3 separate regions of the Homo sapiens genome follow, and regions 1 and 2 are each linked to region 3. The links are chromatin contacts, found by Hi-C or POLR2A ChIA-PET in ENCODE. All regions are on one chromosome and are shown on one strand. The core of a region is the stretch at or near the end of the contact, and the rest is flanking DNA. Distances in the headings are between cores, read along the strand shown. Region 1 holds the start of B4GALT3 (beta-1,4-galactosyltransferase 3). Region 2 holds the start of DEDD (death effector domain containing). Region 3 holds the start of CFAP126 (cilia and flagella associated protein 126).

Region 1 (3,961 bases), core at 711-3,210, 190 kb after region 3:
CAAGACTCCGACTCAAAAAAAAAAAAATTCTCCTTGAAGACTGGGTATTTGGGAAAAAAAAAAAGGAAAGGAAAGGAAAAAAAAGAAGGAAGGGAAGGGAAGGGACGAAGGGAGGGAGGGAGGAAGAAGGGAAGGAAGGAAGGAAGGAAGGAAGGAAGGAAGGAAGGAAGGAAGGAAGGAAGGAAAAAGAGAAATAAAATTAAGAGGCCTGATGCTGTGGCTGACGCCTGTAATCCCAGCGCTTTGGGAAGCCAAGGTGGGCAGATAGTTTGAGCCCAGGAGTTGGAGACCAACCTGGACAACATGGTAAAACTCTGTGTCTTCAAAAAATACAATTAGCTGGATGTGCTGTTGTCCCAGCTACTCAGCTACTCACGGGTCTGAGGTGGGAGGATCCCTTGAGCCTAGGAGGTTGAGGCTGCAGTGAGCTGTGATCTTGCCACTGCACTCCAGCCTGGGTGACAGAGTGAGACCCTGTCACAAATTTTTAAATTAAAAAAAAAAAAGTAAACAAAAAGGCCGGGCGTGGTGGCTCACACCTGTAATCCCAGCACTTTGGGAGGCCGAGGCGGGTGGATCACCTGAGGTCGGGAGTTCCAGACCAGCCTGACCAACACAGAGAAACCCTGTCTCTACTAAACATACAAAATTAGCCGGGTGTGGTGGCGCATGCCTGTAATCCCAGCTACTGAGGAAGGCTGAGGCAGAGGTCGCGGTGAGCCGAGATAGCGCCATTGCACTCCAGCCTGGGCAACAGGAGGGAGACTCCCTCTCAAAAAAAAAAAAAAAAAGTAAAGAAAAAAGAAATTAAGAAAAGAATGAACACGTGTTTATTTTACCTAACTCATGAAGAAACTAGCAGATGTTATAATTAATACAAGAGAAAATCTAGAGAACGGACATATTTATGGATCAGGAAAACAGAAATGAATATGAAAATGGACGCCAAAACTGCTTTTTTTCCCCACAGTGTGGGGAACAGCAGGTTAATTGAACCTCTACCAGACAGGATAGAATTTGCATACAGATCAGTTACCTACATGAATTGTAAAATAACTCCCATGAAAACAGAATCTTTAAAGCAGAAGGATATGCTATAGACAAGTCCTTCAGGTTTCCCATTAGCCATCACTTCTGGGAAGCCTTTCTAGAATCTCCACGTATGAATGAGTTGCCACTTCTAGGCCAGCATATTTATCACGTTATATTGTTTACATCCCTCCCTCCATACAAGATACACAAGACCATGGGCTTTTTGGGGCAGATTCTGTGAGTTATTCAAGTCTCTGATTGCTTCTTCAGCGTGAATATCTGCTTCTAAGGAACACAATATGCTAGGCGGTAGTGTTTGTCGTAAGGTAAACATATTGCATGTTAACGGAGCATCCATTTTACTCTAATATCTGGGGAAACATCATTTGACTTTAAAGAAGACGCTGTCTTTCCCTCCACCTTCAATGTTTCATTGTTTTATTAACTAATCGCTTTTTATTTCCAGGCCTGCGGGATACAACGGGAATACAAAAATGCGCTAGAGCGGTCCGCAACGCTGTAGCCTGCGTAAGGAACAATTGATACTAAGTGGCACTAGGCTGCAGGGGGTGCCACTGACACACTGGGAGAGGGCTCAGCCAACCACAAGGTGATAACGAGGTCAGCGGAGCACCAGAAACCGGCTCACTAGCCTCCTGATCAGTCTCGGCCCAGAGGAAAATGAAGGGCTTGAGCTTCTGCTTTTACAAATCTGAGGGGCAGGAAATGAAATCCCACTAGCAGTCTGCGTAGTGGAGTTGAACCCTAGCACCCGCTCCCCAGGGGGTCGCCTACAACGCGTTCCAGGTGGGCAGGCTCAGGCGCTGCTCCCTCACAAGCCCCCGGCCACGCGGTGTCTGGGACCGGGTGCCTAGTCAGCCCGGGTGGCTCCGCCCCGAGGCCCCGCCCCATGACGCGAGACCCCGCCCCCGCAGCGCCCGCTTCCAAGATGGCGGCAGCGATGCCTGCCCGGCTGTTGGGGTGGCGGTGACGACAGGCAGCAAAAGACCAGGTATGTGCGCTGGGAATGCGTCGACACGGAGGCCTGGGATAAAGGTTTGGGCATTCGAGAGAGTGAGAAGTTTTGGGTAACGCCTGGAGACGAGCCTGAGCAGGGACGGGGTCCTAGGTGGAAGTATGGACGGGGGCCGGGCGGGCTCACGTTGCTAGTAGGTAGGGCAAAAGCAAGAGACTGGGATAGGATGGGCGTGCTCCGAAAGAGCTGGGTTTTAACCCCCTCCACAGCGCGGACCACGCCCCTCTAGGTGAGCCCTTCCAGCCACCCCTGACTGTCTCTGCCCCTGCTCTCCCTCTCCCTTTCTCTTCAGCAGTAACCCTCCTCCCCACCCCCGCTAGAAGAGGGGAAAGGTAGAAAAGGTAGAGGACGCCACCCCCACCCTACTCTCCGCCGAGCTCCGGGGCTGTTCGCTTACAGCCCCCAGGTGGTCACGGTCCCTGCACCTGAGGAGTTGGCACCCAGGCACATGAAGAATAGAAGGAGCCTGTTTCCTACTTCGCCCTGGGTACTCCTTAGGCCACTCCACGGTCCTGTCATGACTCTGTCGCCACTTCAACTGGTTCTTGGTCTGGGGGAAAACAATGTTTCCATTAGCTGTCCTGTCCCCACTCCCCAATCTGTCCTGTTGGGGTGGGGGTACGGGGGTGGTTAAGTATGAACCTGACACTTATCATTCCAGGGTAGCACGGGAGATAGGCGAGGGACCTACCATCTCCTGCTCCTCCTCTTCCTTTCCAACCACTTTCCTTCACTTCGCCTGCTGGGAAACCAGCTTCACCCTGATCCTGATCTCTGGCGGTGCAGGTAGCTAGTTATCCTTTACCACTTCTGTTCCAGCTGGTCCCAGATTCGCTGCTGGAGTGCTGGATGGAGCCTTTCTCTGCCCTCTGTGACATTTCCAATTTTAGATAATGCCTCACATCTCTGTCCCCCCGGGACCCCCTGGAGCCCCCATGATCCCTAAGAAGACAGCTTGAACCTAGGTGAGTCTATCTCTTCCCTTCTAAAATTGGAAGAGGGGGTTCTCTAGAGACTTTCTGAAATGAACATGAGATTTGAATGATGTAAACATTTTTGGGGGTGAGGACTGACAGTAGATGGTGGGAGTGGTTTGGGGGGAGGTAGAGGAGAGCGAAACTTGGGCTGAAGTGACAGGTGGTAGGGTTACTGGTGGTTACATTCTGTTTCCTTGCGTGACTGTGCACCTGTGTGCTCCCTTCTGTGACTTTGTTTTCTGCTTTTTCCTCTTTACCCCTGGCATCACCTTCAACCCTACCTACTGACCTCTCTGCTGGCTTGCTCTCTTCCTGCCTACCCCCAGAATTCCCCTCTCCCTCCCTAGATCTCACCCCCAGGATGTTGCGGAGGCTGCTGGAGCGGCCTTGCACGCTGGCCCTGCTTGTGGGCTCCCAGCTGGCTGTCATGATGTACCTGTCACTGGGGGGCTTCCGAAGTCTCAGTGCCCTATTTGGCCGAGATCAGGGACCGACATTTGACTATTCTCACCCTCGTGATGTCTACAGTAACCTCAGTCACCTGCCTGGGGCCCCAGGGGGTCCTCCAGCTCCTCAAGGTCTGCCCTACTGTCCAGAACGATCTCCTCTCTTAGGTAAGTGCAGGAGGAAGGAGGTGGTGAAAGGAAGGACAAGGTGCGGAGACAGGGAGGCTTGGGGATAGGGAGGCATGGAGTGGCAGAAGTGGAACTTAGAAGAGGATAGGTAGGCTGAGGCTGCAGGTAGGCTGAGGTTGAGATAGAGGGCTGAGGTTGAGATAGAGTAGACTCTGAATTGGGAGTTTAGATTAGACTATTGGGTTTCCACTTTCTACTGCTTGTCCCTTTATGGGCTCTTCCTGCCCCAGGCTAGGAATTGTTTTCCTTGTAGATGAGCCCTGGTTTAATTAGTTGCAAGT
Region 2 (3,917 bases), core at 116-2,615, 240 kb after region 3:
GTCAGGCTGGTCTCGAACTCCTGGCCTCAAGTGATCCACCCGCCTCGGCCTCCCAAAGCTAGGATTACAGGTGTGAGTCACCATGCCCGGCCCTGATGTATATATTTTAGTTAGCATTTTACTATATCTCTGTTACACTAAACGCTTTCACCAGTTTCCTTGATAGTTCTCTATGGTTTTCTTCTTTCCTTTCGGTTTGCCCCTTCTCAGTGTTCTTTTCGGCTTCCCTCATCCTATCCCGCAAATGCAGGTATCCTCTCCAGCCCACTTCATGGCTTCAACAGCTATCTATATGCACACGCACACACACCTCAAACCTTTCTTTTGAGTTCCCAACCCACATTAGCTAATATCCCAGGGGCACCTAAAACTCATTATCTCCCCCCTAAACGAGAAAGAAACTGGTATCATTATTCCCCAGTTGTCCAAGTCACAACATTCGTACCTCTTAAACCAATCTGTATCTCCCCATCCGCACTCTCCCTTCCACAGGCAGACCATCATCATCCTTGCCTGGAAAAGAGCCTCACAACTGCTCTCCTTGATTCTCCTCAATTCATTCATCCTTCACACTGCACGCAGCGATCTAAAATGCAAATGAAATTGTTCACACCTCTGCTGAGATTCTTCAAAGACTTTTCATTGCCTTAAGGATAAAAATCAATTAATTTACAAGGCTTCGCATAATCTGGTCTTCCCCTATCTATTACCACTTTCTTAAGCCACACCAGAACGTACCCGCACCATCCTCCCCACCCCCAATTCCCAACAGCCCTACACGGATCAGCTAGGCGACACTTCCTACAGGAAACCGGCGTTCAAAAGGTAAATGCTGAACAAATGAATTCCGAGACGGGATCTGGGCACCACTTTCGGCTCCGGATCCGGGTTTACGGAACGTCCGGGTTATCAGGAAGCTCAGAGGAAAGGTGAAATCCAGATCTTGACCCTTCACTCAAGTTCGCCAGACAAACCGATCCCCGTGGTATTCCGCCCTTATGAGTCATGGCTGCCAATCCCAGCCTTCCAGTGGGTCTTGAAGTCGCCACCAGCCAGCTGTGGCGCCACCAATGTTTCCCATTCAAGAATGCTATCCTCTTCGATCCCTTATTACCGCCCTAAGCAGCCGTCAAGACAAACCGGCGTTGCCAGCTTGCCCCAAAGCAAGATGGCTGCCAATCTCTATCTCTCCTCCCGAAGTGAAGCTATCCACTCCCCGATTAATGCCGCTGCCAGGCTGCCCTCACTTACTATGGCTACTCCGGCTCATGTCTCACTATGGCCTCGAAGCCGCCACTAACCGGCCGGGTTCCGGGAGGCGCCGTTCAGGATGCAGCCACCCCCGCCCGCCTGTCCCCTCCCCCACGGCCGCGGCGGCGGCGGCGGCGGCGGCTGCTGGAGCCCGGATGCGGCGCCGTGAGGCAGGCCCGGGAGAGCGGCGCGGATGGATCCAACATGGCGGCGCCGAGCCTGAGCCGAGAGTGAGGCGGAGGGGCGGCCGGAGTGGGGAGAGGGAGTCGAGCGGGACGGGGCGGGGCCGGGCGGGGCCGCAAAGGGCTTGGGGAAGGAAAGTGGAGGGGGAGGCGGTGGCGACGTCCAGCCTGAGAACCTCAAGAGAGGGAGGTGACGGGACGCTGAGAGGTGGGGGAGGGGAGCTGCCGAGGGGGGCGTGCAGGGGAGATGGCAACTGCGGGAGAGGGCAGGGGTCGAGACGGAGGAGTGAGGGCATGGGGAGGGGCGTAAACAAGGGCTGAGACTGGGCCCAGCCAGGGGTATTAGAGAGGCCGAGGTGGGGAGTGGGGCTGCGATCCGCTCGTATTGAAGGGGGTAGGAGCAGGAGGGAGAGGCTGAGGGTGTGAAGGGGAAGGGGGCTGTGGCATGTGGTTGGAGGGAGGACTGGACTCTGATGAGGGGTGTTGCGAGGAGGTGGGTAAAGGTCAGAATTGGAGTTAAGACGTTTCTGGGGGGCTTCGAAAGTGTTAAATTGGAGGTGGGAGGGGGAAGGGCCTAGGGGAGAATTTGGGTGGAAAAGGAGAGAACGGAGGCTTGGGGAATGGAGAGAGTGTCGGTGGGAGGAGGTAATGGAGAAAGTGAGAGACTGGGAGGAAGAAAGTTTGGGAGGAAGGGGAGTGGAATGGGAGATAGGACAGTGGAGCTGCACGGGTGATAGAGGTTCGGGGGTTTCCCTTTCCCCGGTGGAGAGGAGGAGAGAACAGAGTTAAGCAGCATCAGTTGCAGCCAATTCTAATTGCCAGGCCCTTAGCTTTTAAGAGGGTGGGAAGGGCAGAAGGGAATGGTCATGTGGGTTTGCAGAATTGGGGTTGGATGAGAATTCAACTGGGTTTGTTTTCCAAAAGACTCCCTAGCTTACTGTTCCCTTGTTTTTCCTGCTTGGGAAAATGGGGAAGCCGGTGTCGCCCAAGTGTGGAGGAGCAAAGGACTTTTCTAGTTTTTAGCATTAGCAATACAAGAGTGGGGGAGCAGACATGGCTATATTGGAACCCTATATGCTAAGGTGGAGGCTCTGGAAGTCTGAGGAGGGAAAGAGAAAAGATAGAGTGGCATCTAGACAGGTTAATTAAATGAGTGCTGTAGTTTCCAGACCCTTTTGCTGTTTTAAGTCTGGAAGGGAGGGGGTAACATGGATACTGTATGTAGAAAAACTTTTCCCTGGTGAAACATAGACGTATGAGTGGATGCTGCGCCATTAGATATTTTGTTCTCATTGTGTGCTAGTTAAGGGAAAGGGCCAAATGTAGAATTTGGAGGATAGTGCTGGTCTGCTGTAACCACTTTCCTCCCAGTTTTTTCTAAAGGTGAAAGTTAACGTTAATATTGTAACAAAATAGGAATAAGGAATTGTGGAGGAAGATGAGAAGCTGCCAGAGGGTAATTGGTTTTCCCAGAAGTTCTTAAATTTGGGAGCTGTCTTGCCGCAAGCCATTGAGACTGGAAATTCTTGGAGTTGGTATTGTTTTTGTAAATTGACTAATAGAGAGTTAGGGAAGCCTGGAGACTTGTTGGGGGTGAGTTCTCTAAATGGTTTTAGGCTTGTCTGTGTACTTTTGCAACGAGATTGTCTAATTCTATGGGCCTCTGAGGTTTCAAAGTAAAACTTGAAAATTAATTATTTTCCCCTCCTTATTTGTTTTTGTTTTGCTGCTGGCTGTGAAACTTGTGCTAGGAAGAGACCTGGGAAATTAAGTTTCTTGCGGAGGTAAGTCTGGAACTTTTTTATTGTTTTCAAACAATGGAAGGGAATGGAAATAGCATGGGAGTTATTTTGAGGTTGGGTCCATTAATGAGGAGGAGAATGCCAGGGAAAATGAGTTATCATTCATCCATCTGAGTGCATGAGATCTGTTGTAATCACTGTCTTTAGTTAATTGGAGATAGGAGGTGAAAGAGAAGGAGATTTAGATGTCTTGGGACAATCCCCCAGCTTTGGTTTGTTATTGTCTAGTCTTCTTGGTCAGCTCTGAAACATTTTTTTTTTTTAACATATGGAAGGCTGTATTCTAGTACATTGTCTACTAAATGTTGCCCTTGGAGGGTTGCTGGGACACCTTCCTTCCGTGGGAAACTTTTCCTCTAACTTTCTCTTTCAGCTGTTGGGGGGTTCCTGGCATCCTTCTTTTGAAAACATACTATGTAATTCTGACTTCCAGATATTTGATTACATTTCCTATCCCACCAGCAAGAATGTACTCTTAACCATCTTTAAGATTTTCTATGTAGTTTTAATTTAAGTTTCAAGATACCACTTTTTTTTGTAGTTCTTCTGCATGACTTTTCCTCTGAGGACTTCTGAGAGAGTCAGATATCTCTTAATTCTATGAAATTACAAATATCATCCCTGTTCAGAAAAGATGACTGTCATTTTCATTTCAAGACAGCACTCTTTTTTATTTCTTTCA
Region 3 (3,600 bases), core at 731-3,230:
AAAGCAAATCAAAAAGCAATGTGGACAGCTCTCTCATTAGTGTTTGTATGCAGAGAAGATTTCTGGAAGGAGACACAAGAAATGAGTAACAGCAGTTGCCCTGAGGAGCAAGACTGAGAGTTGAAATCAAATGGAGATTTGCTTTTCACTGAACATCCTGTAAACATGAAATTTTTTCCATGTACATTACTTTTTCAATTGAACAAAAACTGGTTAACTTTTAAAAATGAGTGCAGTCATCATTTATCATTACATTCCTATCAGAAAGGCAGAGGGAGGCATACCAACTGAAGACAAATTCTAAGAGAAATAATGCTAGCCTATCATTGCAGATTAAAGGGCCAAAATGGATATCCTAGAGCAAAGATAGTCCTTGGTCCTTAAAGAACTCTTCTCTAGAGAGTGATAAGAACCACAGGGACTAAGCTCATGAGTTATCTTTCCAGATCTCACATTATCCAGGTATTAACTCCAGAGCCTATAAAACAAGAGCTGTTCTTCCCTCCATCTGCAGAAGCATAGGAGTGCTCTTATACTTGGTGTGTTGGTTAAGATGAGGATTTTGGGGGAAGAAGGAAAAGAGAAGGGACTGATGGATATACTTTATTTATTTTTTATTTTTTGAGACGGAGTCTCACGCTGTCGCCCAGGCTGAAGTGCAGTAGTAGCATGATCTCTGCTCATTGCAACCTCCGCCTCCCGGGTTCAAGCAATTCTCCTGCCTCAGCCTCCCGAGTAGCTGGGATTAGAGGCATGCACCACCATGCCTGGCTAATTTTTTGTATTTTTAGTAGAGACAGGGTTTCTCCATGTTGGCCAGGCTGGTCTCGAACTCCTGACCTTGTGATCCGTCTGCTTCGGCCACCCAAAGTGCTGGGATTACAGGCATGAGCCACCGTGCCCGGCCTGGATATACTTTATAATGGTCTCCTGGTCCTAATGATATCTTTGGGCAACTTATTTCTTAGTTTTTCCCTTTCATCTTGACACCTTATATATAAATTCACTTTACAATTCACAAAGCACAGTTCTACTTACTTATTAATTCTCCTAACCACCTCATAGATGGGTATTACAATACCATTTTATGAGTTTCAGAGGGGTTTCCTTGTCCCACACATATTAGGCTTATGTCCTGGCAGCCCCCCATTGAACTCTCCAAACCTGATCCTTTCCACTCTGTGATTTTCTCTCTTCATCCCTGCTCAATCTCCCTGCACCAGCACCCGATTCCATTTTATTCCAGTCAACACTAAACGCCTGTGTTCTTAGGTGCTGATTCTAGACAGTGACAGAGGAAATTTTTTAAGGACCAAGGACAAGATATGTTTTTCCTTCTGGGGACAGATTTGAGCTAGTTGCTTTTTAAATATTGTTCCTTTGTTATTCTGCCTGATAAGACAAAGTAGTGGGCCTTATAAACAGGATCTCACCAGGATTGAATACCTACTATGCTATGATATTGTCTAGACACTTTATTCATTTTATCTCACTTACCCTGTAAAAGCAGGCTCTATTATCCCCACAATACAAATGAGTTGATAGAAATTTAGTGAAGACAAGACAGTTGTTTAATGTCATATAGCTCCTATGTTCCCATGTTGAATAAGGATTCAAACCCCAGTATCTGGCTCTACAGCCTGTGGTACATTACACCATGTTGTCCAACAAGCATAGCTCTCAGGGTTACATGGTTTGTTAAAGTGGTTAAAAACCCCAATCAAAGGCCCGTGGAAGTTCTTAAGCAGGGGTAGGTTATGCCAGAAAAAAAGTAGTGGCTATTCAGCTAATTTTCTCACATTTACTCAGTCTTTCCCGTCTGTAAAATAAAAATGAATCTAAGTTCCAGAGAAAACAAATGGGGGCAGTGTGAGCCAAGGAAGTGAATAATAATAAGCAGAAGAGAAAGGCAGCCTCTGCTCATTGGTAGTCCCAGGAGGTCGGCCTTCTGCAGTTGCCAAGCAACGAGTGTAAACAGCACAAGATCATGGCCACTAACTACAGTGCCAACCAGGTAAGTTCCCATTCTCCATTTCTTTAACGTTTACTTTTGTTTTTCAGATTCTATCTTTGGACTGTCCCCTCTCATAGGATTCTGATCTTTGAACAGATAGCTGAGAGTGGAGTGAGATAATATTTTACCTCCTCAGGGATAGAGAGAGCCCAGGGGCGATCCAAAGGTATCTCTTGGTTAAATTTGTAGGGTGTAAACCAGAAGTTGGCAATTTTTTTTCTGTAAAAGGGCGGAGTGTAAAAATTTTAGGCTTTGCAGGCCAAGTGGCAAAGTCAAAAATATTCTGTAGCTACTTGCATAATTAAAGAAAAACATTTTTCCATAACATTTTTGACAAATTCAAAATATAACTGAGTACAATTTTTTGTACTACTAATGAAAATAATGGAATTTTGGGGGTTGAGAAAACATTTCACTTAACTGGGATTCAAAGTTAGTGTTCCATTTGACTGAATCAATTGTAAATGTTCATCTATAAAAATCACCCTTACTCTCAGGCCATCCCCAAACAGGCAGCAATATGGATATGGCCCATAGGCCATAGTTTACCAACTCCTGATCTAGACCAGTGCTGCCCAACAAAAAGAGTGCGACCCACAAATGTAATTTTAAATTTTCTAGTAGCTACATGAAAAAATTAAAACATAAAATTTAAATATATTGAATTTAACCCAATAAATCCAAATATTATTTCAACATTTAATCAGTATTTAAAAAATTATAATCAGACATTTTACGTTCTTTTTTTGTACTAAATCTCCAAAACCTGCTGGGTGTTGTAGCTCACGTCTGTAATCCCAACACTTTGGGAGGCTGAGGCACAAGGATCGCTTGAGGCCAGGGGTTTGAGACCACCCTGGGCAATATGGTGAGACCTCGTCTCTACAAGTAAATTTAAAAATTAGCTGGACATGGTGGCATGCACCTGTAGTCCCAGCTACCTGTGAGTCTGAGGGAGGAGGATCGCTTGAACCCAGGTGTCCAAGGCTGCAGTGAGCTAGGATCATGCCACTGACTCCAACCCAGGTGGCAGACCAAGATCCTATCTCAAAAAAAAAAAGAAAAGAAAAAAACTTAAAAATTCAGCATATTTCATATTTACAAAGCACCTCAATTTGAACTAGTCATATTTCAGGTGCTCAACAGCTCCATGTGGCTCCCGGCTCCATGCTGGACAGCACACATCTAGACCAAACAAATTACACCCTTGTCATAGTGACTTAAAGCCTACATGGTTGGTCAGGCCTTTGGTCTTCAAATCTAAAGAATTGTGCCTAGTCTTCATTTCCTGGGTTTGGGGCCTTGAAGTCTCATAGGGCTACTTATCTTTCTCTCCACAGTATGAAAAGGCTTTCTCATCCAAGTATCTGCAGAACTGGTCTCCCACTAAGCCAACAAAAGAGGTATTCCATGTTCAGTGCACCTACAAGATAGCCTCATGCTCTCCCTGTCAATTAACTCCTTTTAGCATTCTCTAAACTCCCATATCCTTCTCTGACCAAGCTCCCCAAATACTTCCCTTTTTCCCCTCACAAACCTTTATCTCTCCCACTTGTACCCCAGAGCATCTCTTCTCATGAAGGCTA

What was found. Hi-C counts contacts between places; a loop is a spot of excess contacts on that map. ChIA-PET counts read pairs that join two places held with the same protein, here RNA polymerase II (POLR2A). Pooled maps may share reads with other maps.
Region 1: a pooled map shows a loop between it and region 3 (2.1-fold over the local background). The contact joins the promoter of B4GALT3 here to the promoter of CFAP126 in region 3. A Hi-C loop is called at or near these places in 5 of 50 pooled maps. POLR2A ChIA-PET finds 5 or more read pairs at or near these places in 10 of 52 experiments (A673, AG04449, AG04450 and 7 more).
Region 2: a loop to region 3 is called in a pooled map, with 2.0 times the contacts of the local background. The contact joins the promoter of DEDD here to the promoter of CFAP126 in region 3. A Hi-C loop is called at or near these places in 1 of 50 pooled maps.

Annotation. Positions count from the first base shown.
Region 1 is chr1:161,175,506-161,179,466 of GRCh38, reverse strand. B4GALT3 (beta-1,4-galactosyltransferase 3) reads left to right here and starts at 1,960. Exons shown (of 8, transcript NM_003779.4): 1 at 1,960-2,044; 2 at 2,888-3,033; 3 at 3,393-3,659. The coding sequence starts at 3,407. It also overlaps a transcript of PPOX not described here. RefSeq lists enhancers at 133-634, 1,773-2,272 and silencers at 1,871-2,040, 2,251-2,300, 3,140-3,189.
Region 2 is chr1:161,130,115-161,134,031 of GRCh38, reverse strand. DEDD (death effector domain containing) reads left to right here and starts at 1,365. Exons shown (of 6, transcript NM_032998.3): 1 at 1,365-1,481; 2 at 3,185-3,217. RefSeq lists enhancers at 901-1,210, 1,672-2,495 and silencers at 1,231-1,580, 1,631-1,850.
Region 3 is chr1:161,366,256-161,369,855 of GRCh38, reverse strand. It overlaps CFAP126 (cilia and flagella associated protein 126), which reads left to right and starts at 1,980. Exons shown (of 5, transcript NM_001013625.4): 1 at 1,980-2,014; 2 at 3,355-3,417; 3 at 3,578-3,600. The coding sequence starts at 1,988.